2 separate regions of the Homo sapiens genome follow, and region 2 is linked to region 1. A link is an interaction called in ENCODE POLR2A ChIA-PET data of the cell type or tissue named here. Cell type or tissue: PC-9. All regions are shown on one strand. Links, peaks and the distances in the headings refer to the core of each region. The heading gives the core; the rest is flanking DNA.

Evidence for each region. ChIA-PET counts read pairs that join two places held together with the same protein. Peaks named below come from ENCODE experiments on the same cell type or tissue, not always from the same donor. Only the 100,000 strongest peaks of a DNase experiment are listed, where the experiment ranks them.
Region 2: POLR2A ChIA-PET joins it to region 1 with 15 read pairs; 4 of 35 experiments call an interaction of 5 or more read pairs at or near these places.

What each region holds. Positions count from the first base shown.
Region 1 is chrX:53,206,719-53,211,100 of GRCh38, reverse strand. It overlaps KDM5C (lysine demethylase 5C), which reads left to right. Exons shown (of 26, transcript NM_004187.5): 11 at 244-425; 12 at 525-687. Among named protein-coding and RNA genes, the nearest start is that of MIR6894, 10 kb to the right of the region's middle. In PC-9, for the core only: no CTCF peak of the experiment used is centred there; no DNase peak of the experiment used is centred there.
Region 2 is chrX:53,278,872-53,283,253 of GRCh38, reverse strand. All of the region lies in intron 2 of IQSEC2 (IQ motif and Sec7 domain ArfGEF 2), which reads left to right. Among named protein-coding and RNA genes, the nearest start is that of IQSEC2, 40 kb to the left of the region's middle. RefSeq lists an enhancer at 1,239-2,066 and a silencer at 2,987-3,186. In PC-9, for the core only: no CTCF peak of the experiment used is centred there; DNase peaks (open chromatin) are centred at 1,563 and 2,133; H3K4me3 peaks cover 1,822 bases; H3K27ac peaks cover 1,586 bases.

The DNA.
Region 1 (4,382 bases), core at 112-4,111:
TTGCAGGTATTTTGGTAGGTGGATATATCGGTAAACTTCGTAGAAATTGAAGTGAATACAATTGAAATTTTGTGTGTATGCTTTTTGGTGGAGAGGTAGGGAGAAAACCTATATGTTTCTTAAGATGTTTCAAAAAAGTCTCTGACCTCAAAATTAAGGTTCCCTAGGCTAAAGAAAATGACTTAAGATCTCAGTTCCTTAGCATAACCCTCATGCCCTTTTTACAAATACCTGACCTGGCAGGAGTATGCTACCAGTGGTTGGAACCTAAATGTGATGCCGGTGTTGGAACAGTCTGTACTGTGCCACATCAATGCAGATATCTCTGGCATGAAGGTGCCCTGGCTCTACGTGGGCATGGTCTTCTCAGCCTTTTGCTGGCATATTGAGGATCACTGGAGTTACTCCATTAACTACCTCCACTGGTGAGTGGGACCCTGGGGAGCCAGGGAATCAAGTCAGTGTGGGCTCCCTGCATGACCAAGGTGTGATTTACTGTGTGTGTCCCTTTTCCACTTGTGCAGGGGTGAGCCGAAGACCTGGTATGGGGTGCCCTCACTTGCAGCAGAACATTTGGAAGAAGTGATGAAGAAGCTGACACCTGAACTATTTGATAGCCAGCCTGACCTCCTGCACCAACTTGTCACCCTCATGAATCCCAACACCCTCATGTCCCATGGTGTGCCAGTGAGTACCCAGGCAACAGGGACAAGCGGCAGGAGTGATTTAGTGATGTCCTTTGTGATGGTGGTGGTGGCGGTGGTTGTCATCTGTATTCTGCCCCTGGCCTTTCTTCATTGCTGTTCTTAATTGGGCTACGGGTTTGACTAGTCTAGTAGAGACCCAAAATAATAGTGATTAGATGCACCGTATGATGGTATGCCCTCTGGGCCATGTGTTTGACGGTAACAGCTAAGGGGTGGCTTATTATCACATCTACATTCCAGCCAGTGGAAGAGGGAAGTGGGGAAGTGCAGGGCTAGACAAATCTTTTAAAGGCACACATCATTTCCATTCACCTTCTGTTAGTAAAAACTTGGTCATATGACCACATCTAGCTGCAGGGAAAACTGGGAAATGTAATTCTTATTTTGGATGGTCAAGTACCACTTAAAACTGGAGGTCATGTTGTTATGACAGAAGACAAGAATGAATATCGAGGTACAACTAGCAGCCTCTGCCATACTTTGTATACTCTTACCCTTCTCAGAGCAGTGGATAGGTCTTTTTATTTAACAGGTCAAAAGTTGAACCCAGAGTTCTGGTCTATCCTCTGTGTACTTCTTTCTTACCCTTTAAAACATTTTGCTGGGTATACAACATGGCTTACCTGTGAGAGACTTTATATTCCTGGGAATTTCTAGCATTGATTAGCATCAGCCAGTTTTCTGGTGTGGATCTTAAAACAGCCTGATCACTAGTCCTGTAAGAACAGGAATTAGTAGATCCTCTATCTCTGCTTTAAGTATTATCCGGGGCTGCTACTCTTCCCTACACCCTTCCACGCTCTTTGGCCTTGGACACATTACCACTTACTCTAATGTATGAGATAGTCAATAAATACTGAATTAATGTCTCCTTCAGATATTCCTAGATATCTGTACAGTAGGGCTTTGGACTAGGTCAGTGGTTCTCACCTGCATTTCTTTTTGCCTTCTCCTTGTTTTGGTATACTATATGCCCCATGAGTAATATTTTTTTATTATAAAATTTAGTGATATTTAACCAAGGACTTGGGATATCTAGGGAATTGGACAGAAGGAGGTGTCCTATAACAGTTCAGGCAATCTTCCTCCACTCAGGGAGTTATCCTTTTCTCTCTCTACCTCACCCCATTTAAGGATGATGATCAAGGGCTTGAGTTCTGCTGCTTTACAAGTAGACATGGGGTCTGACTTTCCTTAGACTTCTCTCTTCCTGACCCATAGCACAGCATCAGTCCTTGTCTATAATGCCATGGAAAACTGTAAAAGAGGATTCTCTTGGCCAGGCACGGTGGCTCACGCCTGTAATCCCAGCACTTTGGGAGGCCAAGGCAGTCAGATCACTTGAGGTCAGGAGTTCAAAACCAGCTTGGCCGACACGGTGAAACCCCAGTCTCTACTAAAAATACAAAAATTAGCCAGGTATGGTGGCGCACGCCTGTAATCCCAGCTACTCAGGATCAGGAGGCAGGAGAATCGCTTGAACCCGGGAGGCAGAGGTTGCAGTGAGCCGAGATTGTACCACTGCACTCCAGCCTGGGCAACATAGTGAGACCCTGTCTCAAAAAAAAAAAAAAAAAAAAAAAAAAAAGAGCCGGGTGTGGTGGCTCATGCCTGTAATCCCAGCACTTTGGGAGGCTGAGGCGGCCGGATCACCTGAGGTCAGGAGTTCGAGACCAGCCTGGCCAACATGGTGAAACCTCGTCTCTAATAAAAATACAGAATTAGCCGGGCGTGGTGGCACGTGCCTGTAGTCCCAGCTACTGGGGAGGCTGAGGCGGGAGAATCACTTGAACCCAGGAGGCGGAGGTTGCAGTGAGCCGAGATCGTGCCATTGCATTCCAGCCTGGGCAACAGGTGGAGAGACTCCATTTCAAAAAAAAAAAAAAAAAAAAAAGGATTCTCTGAAGGATTTGGGTAGCTAAGAGGCATATATATATATATGTGTGTGTGTATATATATATATATATATATATATATGTATGTGTATATATATGTATATATACATATGCAGAAGGTCATGGAGCTGTTTAGTCCTTACCGCTTTTTAAAAAACTTTATCACAGAATCCAAAATACGTGCTTTTTGCTTACACCTCCACAGCATTTCTCCTGCTCGTGGCTCATCATCTTCTCTGGCCAGCTGCTACTTTACCACCCAGCCCTCTGTCTGCCCTGCCCTTCCTATAGGTAGTTCACAGCATCTCCAGGCCCTTTGGACTTGGCAGTATCCCCTTAATTCAAGTATCTGTGATTTTTATGTTCTCATGCTGGGAGACTGCAGTTTAGCCAGCTGGAGCTCCCCCAGAGGTATCTAGCTCCCTGCCCCCATCACCCCACCTTCCCCTTTGGTGGGAGAAGGCCATTTCTTTTTATAGATATGTAATGTAAGTATTATTTTCTTTTCTTTTTTTTTTTTTTTTTTTTTTGAGACAGAGTCTCGCTCTGTCACCCAGGCTGGAGGCTGGAGTGCAGTGGCACGATCTCGGCTCACGATCTCAGCTCACTGCAACCTCCTCCTCCCGAGTTCAAGTGATTACCCGGCCTCAGCCTCCCGAGTAGGTGGGATTACAGTTGCCCGCCACCACGCCCAGCTAATTTTTGTATTTTTAGTAGAGACGGGGTTTCACCATGTTGGCCAGGATGGTCTCGAACTCCTGACCTCAGGTGATCCACCCGCCTTGGCCTCCCAAAGTGCTAGGATTACAGGCGTGAGCCACCGCGCCCGGGCCTATTTTCATTATAAAATAAACATGTCCTCTTTCCAGAAGATGGAAAACAGAAAGTTCGCCCCTATTCTCTCCACTGTAAACATCTAAGCATTGTTATGTTTCCATCTGTTATATTTTTCTATGTAAAATTTGACATAGCAATAATTAGTGTATGGTTTTTATAATCAATTTGGTAAGTTTATTGGTCTAGAACTGCACTGTCCAATTTGGTAGCCACTAGCTACATGTGGCTGTTGAGCACTTGAAATGTAGCTAGTCCTCACTGAAATGTGCCAAAAGTATAAAATGCATGTTGGCTTTCAAGACTTAGTACGAAACAAAAGAATGCAAAGTATCTCACTTAATACTTTTGTGTGCCAATTACACATAGAAATGGTAATATTGTGGATATGTTAAGTTAAATAAAATATATTTAACTTAATTTTACCTGTTTCTTTTTGCCTTTTTAATGTGGCTACTAAAGATTTTTTTTTTTTTTTTTTTTTTTGGAGAAGGAGTCTCACTCTTGTTGCCCAGGCTGGAGTGCAGTGACGTGATCTCAGCTCACTGCAACCTCCGCCTCCCGGGTTCAAGCGATTCTCCTGTCTCAGCCTCCCAAGTAGCTAGGACTACAGGCATGAGCCACTGTGCCTGGCTAATTTTTGTGTATTTTTAGTAGAGATGGGGTTTCACCATGTTGGCCAGGCTGGTCTCGAACTCCTGACCTCAGGTGATCCTCCTGCCTCGGCCTCCCAAAGTGCTGGGATTACAGGCATGAGCCACTGTGCTTGATTTTTTTTTTTTTTTTTTTTTTTTTTTTTTTGAGAAGGAATCTTGCTCTGTTGCCCTGGGTGGAGTGCAGTGGTGCGATCTCGGCTCACTGCAACCTCCATCTCCTGGGTTCAAGCGATTCTTCCGCCTTAGCCTCCCGAGTAGCTGAGATTACAGGCGTGCGCCACCACATCCAG
Region 2 (4,382 bases), core at 257-4,256, 72 kb before region 1:
TAAAGCTACCACTACACTTTCTTTCTTTCTTTTTCTTTTGTACAGGGTCTTGCTCTGTCACCCAGGCTGGAGTGCAGCGGCATGATCTCAGCTCACTGCAACCTCCGCCTCTGGGGCTTAAGCGATCCTCCCACCTCAGCCTCCCAAGTAGCTGGGACTACAGGTGTGCACCACCATGCCTGGCTAATTTTTGTATTTTTAGTAAAGACAGGGTTTTGCCATGTTGCCCAGGCTGGTATCAAACTCCTGAGCTCAGGTGATCCACCGTCCCCCACCCACCCCACTGCTCCCAGCCTCCCAAAGTGCTGGGATTACAGGCGTGAGCCACTGCACCCGGCCCAGCACTACACTTAATGTCTCTCGGCTCCTGCCAGGTCAAGAGGGTTCAGCTCTTAGGGCAATAACTACAAATGGGCACAAGGTGAAGCTGCTGCAGGAGCTAGGAGAGTTCCTCAAGGAGAGTTAAAAAAAAAAAAAAGGCAGATGCTAAGGCCAGAGCCTTGAGGACCAGGGCTTTGAGGGGTGGGCAGAGGGAGAGAAGGTCACTAAGGACCCACAGATGCCAACCTTGTGGTGTTCCGGAGGGCCTCTCTCTCTCAGTAGCTTTGGCTTTCTTGAGAGGAACCAGCTGCCCCAGCAGGGAGGCAGGAAGGCTGGCCTGTTGCCTGTCAGCTTCTATTTCTTCTAGATCACTGGCCCCCTGGCCCCTCCCAGGGCCGCCTTCTGCTCAGAACAGCCAGGGGCCTGGGCTCTGGGACCGTGAAAGGACAGGAGCACTTTGAGCTGGACCTGTGGTATTCTCAGGAGCCCTACATCCTTCAAAGCCAAAAAACTCTCTCCTTTCTCCAGTCCCGCCCATGTGGAGGACAGAGATGTTGCTGTAATAGGCAGGCAGGGAGCCAGGGCACCTGGAGTCTACTCTGACCTGCTGCATGAACTTTAGTAAGACCCTTTTCCTCTCCAGGCCTCAATTTGCCCATCCATAAAGTCAGGCTGGGCAGTTTACTTGGAAGAACAGCCTCTTGGCATTTCTTTTGATTTTCCCTCTTCTCTTCAGGAAGCATTTCTCTCAGCCAGTCTAGAAAACAACATAGAAGAGTGAGAGCTTATTGCAGTGAGAAAGAATATTGGCCGGGGCCCCATCTTGATACCCCAACATGGGTGATTTGAATTGCACTTAATATGCAGAGTCCCAGAACAACTCCTAAACATAGTCTCTTTAACTGTGCTGAAAATAAGGGTATTTGTGAAAAGCTTCTATGGAAAGGTTTCTGTACTCACAAGGTAGCAATATGGCTGAAGGGGCAGATTCCAGGTTTGGGAATAGCCAAACCGGGTCTTGATCTTGGGGTTCTGCCACTTACTAGCAGTATTACTTCACCTCTCTCCATCTCAATTTTCTGTTCAGGAGAATAGAGCCAGCGATACAAACTTGATGGGGTGCGTGGGGAGATTCTAGCAGAGGTGCACTGAGGGAGCCCAGCCTGGGGTTTGGCCCAGAGGAGGGACTGTGAGCTCTCCAGGCCGCTTCCTCGGAGGAGGAGTTCCCAGCCCTCCTGGAGGAGTAGGGGAAGGAGCAAAGTTTCCAGTTGCAATCTGGCCCGCAGCCCAGCTGGCCTGGCCCCGCCTTCTTGGTTCCTCCTTCTAGGGAAGGGCTGGGGAGGAGGGGGTGGTGACACGGTGGAGACACCGGCTAGGCCAGGGGGCCTGCCCTTGGGACAGGTCCAGACCCATGGAGCCCCCCGGGAGGAGCAGCAGGTAGGAACCTGGGCCCCGCAGCCTGGCCCCCTCCCTTCCTGCCCAGGCCTGGACCCAGTCCCTGGGCTACTGATTCAGCAGCCTCCTGGCTTCCTGGTTCCTGGCTCCCTTCTTGGACTCTGAGAGGCCTTTGGCCTGGGGGAGGGAGCCAGTTCAAGTGGGAGATCCCATGGGCATCCAGGTGCCCAGCTCTGGAAGGACCCTGGAACCCTGAGCAGCACAGCCTGTGGCCTGTGAGGGGTGAGCTTGGCTCCTACCCTGCTCTACTAGCCTTGTGTGCGAGGCACTGCAGGGCTCCAGGCTCGTGGCCTCTGAGATTCTAACACCAACATTCCAGCAGCCTAAGAGTCTCTGAGTCTCAGATTCAAAAGAGATAATGAGTCAAGGACTTGGGCTGGAGACTGGCACCTGAGAAGCAGTTGCCCTGATGATGATTAATCCAGAGCCTTCGATAAGAAGAGTCTCAGATTCAAAGATTCCCTGTAAGGTTCTGAGATTTGGACATCCTCAAATTCGCAGCTGGCCTGGCCCGCAGCCATGTCTCCTGGCTTTTACATGGGCTTTTGAATGGCCAGGCCCTGACCACAGTCTGCCTCTGTGGGCTTGTGGGGGACAGGGGCTGGCTGACCTGGAAGGGGTCGGCTCCACTCCCAGCTTGCTCTGGCTCCAGCTGACTGGCATACCTCTGGCATCTGCGCTGCACTGGGTAGGGCAGGGACCAGGCCCTCAGCCTCCCTGCCCTGCTGTACCTCCTCCTCCCCTTGGCCATTCTCCGGACTTTAATCGCAGGAGGCAGGAGGTGGAGGGGTCTTTGGACCCTGCACTAGGGGTGGTGGGGGCACAGCATCAGGGGTGGAGTGTGGGCCCCGCCTTGGGGTGGGGGGTAAAGCACTGGCCTTCAAAGCAAAAGACTCCTACCTGGAACCACCCCATCCTCTGCCTCACCCACTCAGCCCTGAGTCCCATCCTGTCACCAAGACCACTGAGACCTTGTCAGCCTCCTCCGCCCTCACCCTCCTCTGCTCTGGCGCTCTCTGCCTCTCTCTGGCTTCTCTCTGTGTCTTCTGTCTCGCCCTTTCTCTGTCTTCCTCTTTCTCTGTCTTTCTCCTTTTCTGTCTCTTTCGGTTTCTCTCTATCTCTCTCCCTCTCTTCCTTCAGTGTTCCCCTTACCCACCCACCTGGGTTCTCCCCCTTCTTTGGGCCCAGAGCTTCTCCTTCCTCCATCCCTTCCTCCCTTCCTGTGAGGGATCTTCTCTAAGGGGAGCCCCCATGCATCTTTCCCCCTTCTCTTTCATCCCCCCTTCCCCTCCCGTCCTCCCTACCCCTGTGGCGTCTGGTGTGAGGAGGGCTCCCTTCCCCCTTCCCTACTGTGGTGTCCCAGCGTCTCTGTGGCTGAGGTCCCCACGGAGTCACCTGGAACACAGGAGGCCCAGCCCGGCTCTTTCGTCTCTACTGCCCCCTGTTGTCGTTGTGTTCTGTATGTGGTTCGAGTGCCGTCCTCTCTTTCTTGACTTTGTGGTTTTTTTCTTTTTTTCTTCCTTCCTTCCTTCCTTCCTTCCTTCCTCCCTCCCTCCCTCCCTCCCTCCTTCCTTCCTTCCTCTCTCTCCATCTTCCTCCCTCTCTCCCTTCCTCTTTTCCTTTCTCCCTTATCTTCCTTCCTTTCCTCCCTCCCTGCCTCCCACGCCTCCTCTTCCATTTCCCATCCTCCATTCCTCCCAGCCTTCCCTTTTCCCCTCCCGCACTCACTCTCACCTTCTTGCCCCCATCGCCCACCCTGCCACTTCCCTCCCTCCCTGTCTCTCTCTCTGTCTCTCTCTGTCTCTTGCTGTCTCTCAGGTCCACAGCGTCTCATACTCTACACCAGTATTGCTGTCCTACTCAGGTCCTTGACTCCATGAAGCTTACCCCCTCAGGCAGGCTGGCAGAGAGCAGGTAAGAGCTAGACCCATCCCTCCCCCAATTCCTCCTCCTTCCAGACAAATATACAGTGTCATTGCCAGCCCCTCCCACCTCCCTGAGCCCCTGCTGTGCCTGTGGAATGGGTGTCCGAGTGTATGAGGAGAGTGCCTGGAAGATCAGGTCAGCAGACCAAAGAGGACATTTGGGATCTATCTAATTTGTCCTTCCTTAAAAAAATCCTTCCCTAGAGACCTGCCCCAAAAGGCCTGAGTGGTTGGTCCTAGACTATGTGATAATCCAGCTTTTTTAAAGGATGAATAGGAGTTTGCCAGTTGGATAGACTGAGGAAGGGCAGTTAGGCAGAGGGAACAATCTGCCCATATCTTTGCAGAATGTTATTTCTTTTTTTTTTTTCTGAGATGGAGTCTTGCTCTGTCGCCCAGACTAGAGTGCTGTGGTGCGATCTCGGCTCACTGCAGCCTCTGCCTCCTGGGTTCAAGCAATTCTCCTGCTTCAGCCTCCCGAGTAGCTGGGATAACAGGCATGCGCCACTACACCTGGCTGATTTTTGTATTTTTCTTTTAGTAGAGACGGGGTTTCACCATGTTGGCCAGGCTGGTCTCGAACTCCTGACCTCGTGATCCGCCCGCCTTGGCCTCCCAAAGTGTTGGGATTACAGGTGTGAGCCACCACACCCGGCTGGAAAACATTATTTCTAAGTTAAT